3 separate regions of the Homo sapiens genome follow, and all the other regions are linked to region 1. A link is a contact called in ENCODE Hi-C or POLR2A ChIA-PET data. All regions are on one chromosome and are shown on one strand. Each heading gives the region's core, a stretch centred on a gene start or an enhancer-like site at or near the end of the contact. The rest is flanking DNA. Distances are from core to core; before and after follow the strand shown.

What was found. A loop is a pair of places that touch in the nucleus more often than their neighbours do. ChIA-PET counts read pairs that join two places held with the same protein, here RNA polymerase II (POLR2A). Pooled maps may share reads with other maps.
Region 2: a loop to region 1 is called in a map of naive thymus-derived CD4-positive, alpha-beta T cell, with 22 times the contacts of the local background. The contact joins the promoter of DDIAS here to the promoter of EED in region 1. A Hi-C loop is called at or near these places in 2 of 168 maps with a recorded cell type or tissue (CD4-positive, alpha-beta memory T cell and naive thymus-derived CD4-positive, alpha-beta T cell) and 9 of 50 pooled maps.
Region 3: a loop to region 1 is called in a pooled map, with 2.8 times the contacts of the local background. The contact joins the enhancer-like site here to the promoter of EED in region 1. A Hi-C loop is called at or near these places in 1 of 37 single-sample maps with no recorded cell type and 3 of 50 pooled maps. POLR2A ChIA-PET finds 5 or more read pairs at or near these places in 1 of 52 experiments (endothelial cell of umbilical vein).

Annotation. Positions count from the first base shown.
Region 1 is chr11:86,243,369-86,246,129 of GRCh38, forward strand. It overlaps EED (embryonic ectoderm development), which reads left to right and starts at 1,385. Exons shown (of 12, transcript NM_003797.5): 1 at 1,385-1,975. The coding sequence starts at 1,862. RefSeq lists enhancers at 838-1,368, 1,369-1,897.
Region 2 is chr11:82,900,395-82,903,155 of GRCh38, forward strand. It overlaps DDIAS (DNA damage induced apoptosis suppressor), which reads left to right and starts at 1,342. Exons shown (of 6, transcript NM_145018.4): 1 at 1,342-1,428. LOC124902602 reads right to left here and starts at 1,661. Exons shown (of 2, transcript XM_047427953.1): 1 at 1,654-1,661; 2 at 520-1,287. The coding sequence starts at 1,661. The coding sequence ends at 630. PRCP (prolylcarboxypeptidase) reads right to left here and starts at 36. Exons shown (of 9, transcript NM_005040.4): 1 at 1-36. The coding sequence starts at 8. RefSeq lists enhancers at 142-241, 522-571 and silencers at 782-831, 882-971.
Region 3 is chr11:82,959,212-82,961,972 of GRCh38, forward strand. No RefSeq gene overlaps it. Among named protein-coding and RNA genes, the nearest start is that of DDIAS, 59 kb to the left of the region's middle. RefSeq lists an enhancer at 1,508-1,667. Within about 2 kb of position 1,385, at least 6 of the 41 ENCODE cell types and tissues checked have a DNase peak (open chromatin) inside an H3K27ac peak, as active enhancers do.

The DNA.
Region 1 (2,761 bases), core at 135-2,634:
CGTCTTACTTTGTCAGGAGCTTACTCTACTCCAGTCTCATCTCTTCTCACCAACTGAGGAGTGCTTAGTAGTGCCTGGAACATTGGAAGTACTGAACAAATGACTGCCGTCATTGAGACCTCAACTTTAATTTTTTTTCGGCTTCTTTATTTCAAAGTCTTCACTGCAGAAACCTCTCATTCTGACCTGCCTTTGCTTTACTTCCTTTTCTCATTCTCAACCAAGAGTTCTCTCTTTATCTACAAAAGAAAGAGTGACTTGCAATCTGCAGATAAGGAAACTGATGTCCTGGTTATAAAGTTATCATGCAGAAATAATTCAAGTATACTAGAATTTTATGGATGGTGCACTCTAGGTGGGTAATGAGGTCTAGAAGAGAAAAGATATACAACATCAAGCAGGTGCCCAAGAAATGGTAGGTCCCTTTCTCCCTTCCTGCCTCCTCATTTTTACAGATGAGGACATTTTTACAGAAGCCCGAATAGATAAGTAGTCACAATCATGTTCTAAGAAAAACAAAAAAAAGGTGGCGGATGCCGTATTTTATTTTTCGTCATCACTCTCCTTTTCCTGCTGCTCATTCAGTTATGGTTTCATGACCCATATAATAATTCCACAAGGCTCACCAATGTTATCTGGCACCTGCTAGAGAATAGATATAGTAACAGAGGCAAATATTTTGGTGAAGTTTAACAGTTGTGTTGCCTTCTAGAATTTCATTGTATCTGATGTGCAAAAACAAGCAAAACATTGTCGGTTAAGTATCACAATCTCATAATGGAGATGAGCACTGATTCTTAGGCCTTGGCGTAGTTCAGGGCCTATCCTTTAGCAGCTAAAAAGAGCACTTTGGCTGTAACTCATTGGAGTCTAGTCTCATAATGTTAGGATATTTCTATTTAAGTCTTAACCACTATTGGTAGCAACTGGAAGGATAATCATTCATTACAATAAATAGTCAACAGAATAAATATCCGACAAGAATTTACGAAGCGTCTAGAGTATAATTCGGTAGCGCTTTGAAATCCACCCTGGGATTCGGAAACCGGGTAGAAAACTACCTGGTTCAGCAAACGAGAATTCAAACAGAGGAGGGGCTTGGAGGAGGCGGGTTTCGACGAACCCAGCGCAAGAGTACGCCACGGCGCCTGCGCATCCCCTGACGGGTACTTTCCATTCGCCAGATGGGGGAAGCCAGGGGGAAGCAGGTTACTGTTTTTGCATTTCTATCTTCAAGGAAGAATTAGGTTATGAATAGTTCCGTGAATAGTCAGGAAGCGCTGTCCTCCAAGTTCAAGATTAAGGAAACGTGGCATGCACAGCTAAAGCAAGAGGTGACGTCTTGTATCTTCCCCCGTTTCCTGGGACATTGGTGGTGTAGCCCATTCCACAGACTTTCGCTCCCTAGCAGCGGGTCGGAGATCGAAGGAACGGGCCAATTGCGGCTGAAACGTCTTTGGAAGGAGGAAGGGGGTGAGGGAGCATCCCTTTGAGTTTCGCCTCTTCTCGAGGCGGTGGTGGGAAGGGAGACATACTTAATACTGCCCTCTTAATCCAACGGACCTTACATCGTGTAGACTGCCGGGAGGGCGGCGGGAAAAGGGCAAGACGGGAGTTGGGGAAGGGAAGGAGCCAGGAAGCCGCGCGGGAGGGCGCGCGCGCGCGCCCCTTTTTCAGCAGTGTGGCGGGGTCGCACGCACGCCCGCCTCGGCGGCTGGGCGCGATTTGCGACAGTGGGGGGGGCGGTGGAGGTGGCGGCGGCAGCGGCAACTTTGCGGCAAGCTCGGGCCGGGCTTGCTTGACGGCGGTGTGGCGGAGGCCCCGCCCCAGGCGGCAGGAACCTGGAGGGAGGCGGAGGAATATGTCCGAGAGGGAAGTGTCGACTGCGCCGGCGGGAACAGACATGCCTGCGGCCAAGAAGCAGAAGCTGAGCAGTGACGAGAACAGCAATCCAGACCTCTCTGGAGACGAGAATGTAAGTGCAGCTTCTGGCAGTTACGAGACTGCGGAGTGAAAGTTTTAAATTCTTTTAAAACGGGGGGCGCGGGGACGAGCGGGCTGCTGTGGGGGGAGGGAGAGGTGTCACTCAGGAAAACGCGGGCGTGCGGGAGAAAATTGAAATTGCCTACGGGGATTTTGATGTGGGGCCGAGAGCAAGCAGGAACTAGGCAAAGGAGAGTGGTTCTAGTGATTGCGTGGGTCTGAGAAGTCTGCCCTGAAATCAGTTTGCATGTGATGGGGAGTGTTTTGGCCTTTGGGGGGATTTAAGGGGAGAGTGCGGGTCTGAGATTCTAGTAGTTTAAAAGGCACGTTAGAGACTTTTCTAAGAAAGTTGGAAGGACGGGGCAGAGTTAGGGACCCTGTTAAAGGAGCGTAAGGGTTGTCACTCTAAGACCCTTGTGGAATTTTCAGGATGGAAAGTGATCTTCGATTTGCGGAGTTTGGGAGACTTTATTAAAGGGGGTTTTGTGTCCGCCTCCGTCCTGTCCGCGGAGACCGGGTGCGCCTGAAGGTCGCCTTTTCTGTAGGAGGAGCCGAATTGAGAGGATCGATTTTTGATTTGGGGGTGGGGAGTGACTACCTTTGAGGAAGTAAGAGTGGGTGATTTCTTCTTTGAACGTTTTTACTTAAGATAAAGGTGAGGGGGGTGGCGACCTGGAAGATTTTGGGCAACAGTGGTATAGGCAGATGTATTTAAGTGTGGGTTCCTGGCTTCGCCAAGTGCGCGATGTTTTGCAATCAGATTTTTTTAAGCTCTGAA
Region 2 (2,761 bases), core at 92-2,591, 3.3 Mb before region 1:
CGGCCCATGGCTCAGGCTGGAGACTGCAGTGCGGGTGGGAGGGCGAAAAGGAGGCCAGCAGAAGCGCACAGGCTAAGCCCTGCCCAGCCTGCAGCTCCGCCCGCCGCAAAACAGCTCCTCCCAGGGGAAACCCAAAGCCAGCCAGCTCCTCAGAGACGCCGCCCAAGCCAGGTCACCACAGCCACTCCGCCCCCATCCCCGAGGACACCGCCTCCACTCCACTTTCCTCTCGTGCCATCTGCTCCTTAGCACTCACCTTCATTGCGGTCACACCCCAAGTCTGCCCTTATCATGCTAGGGCCTCTTCCTAACTCATCGCTGTAGCCCATGCTTTATCTATAGCGCCCCCGAAGCCCACCTGTCCTTCAGGTCACCCAATATCCCTACCATTATCATCACCACCAAACCCTGCCCTGGCCACCGCAATTCCATTGCGACACCTCCTGCCTTCCGCAAATCCTACGTAACGGCAATAACAGCTACCATGACAATTTATTGAAGGTTCACTACAGGCCAGTGTATCACGAGGCAGGGAGGCACACGCATCATCTCCTCTAACTAAATCGTCACAGCAATCTTGTGCGTCGTATATGATTGTTATTCCCATCTACAGATGTGGAAACTGAGGCTCAGAGAGGTGCGGGAACTTGCACTAGATCACTCAGCAGTGAGCGGAGCACGTCGTCGCAGACCGCTGGGTCCAGGTCCAAAGACTGTGCTCCTTGCACCCACCTCCATCTGGAGCCTAACCACTCCCTATGATACTCCGTTCTTGGGTCACCCCAAAACTGTGTTGCTCGCACAACCCATCCATTACACAGGTCGCCCCGGGTCCACATCGCCCCTAAATCCCGCCAGGTCCCGGTCCCTTCTTTCAAATAACGCCCCCTTTCTTCTCCGGCACCCGAAAACCCACTCCGCGCTCCACCCCCCTCCTGCCTCCTGCCACCGCCCCCTTCCTCCCTCCGCCCGTGGGTAGTGCTAGCCCCTAGGACAGCGCCGGGTCTGGCTTCCAAAGCTCCCTCAACCCTCTTCATCCAGCTTCCATTCCCTCTTTCAGTCACCCCGCCAGACCCCAGGGCGCTGCGGCTCACTCCACACTTTCCCGGGAACCCTACGCCCAGGAGGCTCAGCGAAGCTCCAAAACCAATTTTACGGACTGTACTACTGATCCACCTGTCGGGGAGAAAGACTCTACCCGCAGTTTGACGAAAATGGTCGTTTCCAGATGCTTGTAGGATTTCCTCGCTAAGCTCCACCCTCTGCGGCGCCTTCTTCTGATTGGCTCTGAGTAATCAGAGCCAAAGCGTTACTTCCGGCGGAAAAGGACGCGGGAGATTCGATTGGAAGGCTGCCGGCGTGCTACTGAGTTCGGCCGGTCCGAGTCACTGTGCGTCGCCTGGGCCCGTTCCTGGTCTTCTCCCCCAGGTGAGCTGGGTAAAGGGGTTCTCGGGAAGCCGAAGAGCCGGAGACTCCTAAGGAGGCTCTTAACTTCATTATGAATGAGACCCACCCAGAGCCCGGCGCTTGTTTTTTCACAAGTGGTTCTCTGTAAACGGGCAGCCATGAGGGTAACAGAATATAAACGTCAGTTATTTTATTTTAGACTCAGTGCTTTTGCAATCACCTAACGAACGTTTATTGAACACTTACAGTGCCATCGAGCTAGACTCGGAGTGAGCTTTTAGAATCGGAAATAGAGAGGAAAAGGCGCGACTCTTGCTTCTGTAATGTGCAAATACGTATTCAGTGGGCCACTGTGCAGAGTAGTACGTGCTGAAAGGGGATCTTCCAAAATGCTATGATGGCTTAGAAGGAACATATTTTAACTGAGCCATGTGCTTAAACCAGAGCTTGAAAGTTTTCTTCCTTTTCACATCCAGCCAGTCCCTACCAGCCTCTTGAATATCTCAGATCTGTTCACTTCTCTCCGTTTTTTACTGACATTATTTTGGTTCGACCCTATGACTGCTACATAGCTGTGACAGTAACCCCCCCCTCCCCCGCCGCCCCAGCTGGTTCTCCTGCTTTCAATCTTGCTACCTTCCAGTCCAGTCTCCACATTGCTGGGCTGATAAAGTTCATATTTGACCGAGGCACTCCCCATTGAAAACCTTTCAGTCGCTCCTATTTGCCCTCAGGTTTAAGCCCAAACTCTTTAACATGACTTACAGACTCTTTCCTATCTGACTTTTGCCTGGCTCTTCAGCCCTAGTGGTTTTCCACCGCTCCAGCCATATAGAATGTCTTTTGTGTTCCTGAAGTGCACTATCCTCCTTCTCACCCCAAACCGTCTTCTGACCCTGTCCCTGACCTGGCTAATTCTTAGTCAGTTTGCAAAGCCTTTTAAATCAGAAACCCTTTCCTGACCCCACAGGACTGGATCACAGAGCACCAAGTAATTATTTGTTTATTCTGCAGATAGTTAAATGCTTCTTTCGTCTGTGCCAAGAATTGCTAGGTACTGAGATCCAATGATGAACAAGGTAGATTCCTGTTCTAATGGAACTTACCTTTTATGGATGGAATTAAGGAGAATTTACAAGGAAACTATGTGAATTAGACTGGTCTAAGAAGACCTTTCCAAGGAGTTGATACTGATGCCTAAAAGATGAGCGTGATCCAACCATGCAAAAGAGGGAAAGAAAAACATTCTAAACAGAGTGAACAGGTTGTGCAAACGTCCTGAGGCAGGAAAGAGCTTGACATGTTAATGTTCAAGAATCTAAGGAAAGACCAGTATAGCTGGAATATATTTAGA
Region 3 (2,761 bases), core at 135-2,634, 3.3 Mb before region 1:
AAAAAAAACTGAGCCCAGGAGTTCAAGACTGGCCTGGACAAGATGGCAAGACCCCATCTCTACAAAAAATGAAAATGAAAATGTTAGCCAGGCACAATTGCACAAGTCTTTAATCTCAGCTACTTGAGAGGCTGAGGCAGGAGGATCCCTTGAGCCCAAGAGTTCGATATGGCAGTGAGCTATGATCATGCCACTGCACTTCTGCCTGGGTGACAAAATAAGACCTCATCTCTTAAAAAAAACAAGGCAAAACAAAAACCTGACATTTAATATTTTTCACGGTTTTGAACAATTAAAAAAACACTAATCACCTTCAGATAATGATAGAGAACCAATTTATTATGTTGATAACTGGTAAAAAGGGAAAAAAATTAAAAATTTATCTTGCTTTTCTCTCATGAATTGTACCATTGGATAACCAAATAGGTGAAGGGAAGCTCTCTTTATAAAAATATTTTAATTAATGCATTTATTAAATGGTAGAAATGGAATATTACCATTTTGTAACCCCCAACAAATAATGGATGCACTCAATGAGCGTCGATGGTTGCTAACATTCCAAAGAGAGACAAGAAGATATCTGCTTTCTGATGGAAGAAGATACCACTTCCTATAATCTTCCCAAAGGGATTAAACATGAGTATACTCCCTCTGCATCCAGCTGTCAATATGAAAAATATACAACTGACAGAACATGCAGACCTCCACCATAAATATAAAATCAGCAAAATCCAGACTGTGAGAAACTGCAGGTCAAACAGTTCACATTCTTCCACAGATTACTGTAAGGGAGAGAAAGAGATATATACTAAAATTATTTAAAATGTATATTAGTTGTTTTTTTTTTTTGAATGGGCAAGATTAAACTTAAGTGCCTTGAGATACACATTTGGGTGCATCACTTCCTTGATGACTACGAAAGTGAAAATAGCGGTTACTTTGAGGTGGAAAGAAGAGATTCTGGGGTGGCTGGCAAAGTTCTATTTCCTGACACAAATACAAGGGTGTTTATAATAGTTCCATTACATAATACACTTTTTCCGTATTCATGTTTTAGTTCATATTAAAGATGTTTAAAGATCAATTTTTTGAAAAAAAGGAATATGTGCATTATACAGAGGGAAGCAAAAGACTCTAATATGTGGAGCCTCTCCCTCTGAGCCATCTCTTAGATATTTTACATACTTGCTCATTTATTCCTTATAAGTAACCTATGAGGATTGAGGAAAATATTTTTGTAAACTTTGTAAACTGAGTTTACAGAGGTCGAGTAACTTTCTCAAGGCTAAGACCATGTCACTAATAAGTGGCAGAACCAGAGCTCTAATTTTTCCAGTACTCTGCACTGCCACTCATGAGGCTAAAGGAGAATGCTGCATGAACCCTCATCTCTCAAGCTAGACATTTCTCGGTGAAACACCTTCCTTCCTGTTGATCAATGTCTGCCACTACTTGAATAACTTAAGGTCAAGCATAGGTTAGGTATCCTGCAGTGGTTTTCTCTGATCTATCACTTGTTTTTCAGCCTAATTTGTGATGTGATTAGAGAAAGTTGCCTCCAAGGGAGAAACATAAATTCACCTGTAAAAAAAAAAAATCACACCTTTCCTCTAATAAGATCCCTTTATGTGCCAAGCCAAAGTGCATGACCACTTGGCCCTTCCGTACAGCTCCTTCACAGTCTGAAGCATTTTCTGCTAACTAGAGGCACCAGCTGTGCCAAGACAAGCTGTTTGTCCACCCCTTGCCTGCCTTGAGTGGGAAATAATAACATGACATTGTAAAACACAGGGGTGCCCAGCAGCCTTTCATTTGGTGAAAGTAACTGCAAGGGCTCAGAGCTGGGTTAATGGATACAACAGTGCCTGTAATCAGATCCAGGTGCTGTATATACTTGTTATTGATTACGACTTCAATAATTGCAAAATCAACCAACCAAAAGAATCATGAAAAAAATATTATGCAAGATGTCTAAACAGAGGCCCCAAAACCAGCAGTTGCTGGAGAAGTATTTATCACCTTTTTCAAGATCCAAGCTTAGGGTATTGTATGTTTGGCAAAATAGCTATATTTCAGCAGGGCTTAAAGAGATTACTTGTCTCAGGGCTTTCAGTTTGGCCGGTAACAGATGAAGACAGATTGATTGAAAGCATTTGAACAAATATAAACTTGAACAAGCTGAATGGACGTGATTAAGTTAATTAGGGTCGATAAATGCCATTGACAATATCTTACAACTCTTCCTTTATCTTGGAGTATTTCTTTCTTATATAACACAGGCAAGTGGATATGGTGACTCTAATATTAAACCTGTAACTGAGTAGCCATTCAGCCTAATTAACTAGACACCATCTCTCAATGGCCTGCTAGATAATTAACGTTTTATTTTATACATGTAATATTACTCATCATTTACTGTATGCCTATTATGTACCAGACACTATGGCATTTACCCTGTATTTTTTGTTTTTTTAATTTATTTAACTTTTATTTTAAGTTCAGGGGTACTTGTGCAGGTTCTTTACATAGGTAAACTTGTGTCATGGGGGGTTTTTGTACAGATTATTTTGTCACCCAGGTATTAAGCATAGTACCCATTAGTTATTTTTCCTGATCCTCTCCCTCCTCCCACCTTCCACCCCCCAATAGGCCACAGTGTGTGTTGTTCCCCTCTGTGTGTCCATGTGTTCTTATCACTTAGCTCCCACTTATAAGTGGGAACATGCCATATTTGGTTTTCTGTTCCTGCATTAGTTTGTTA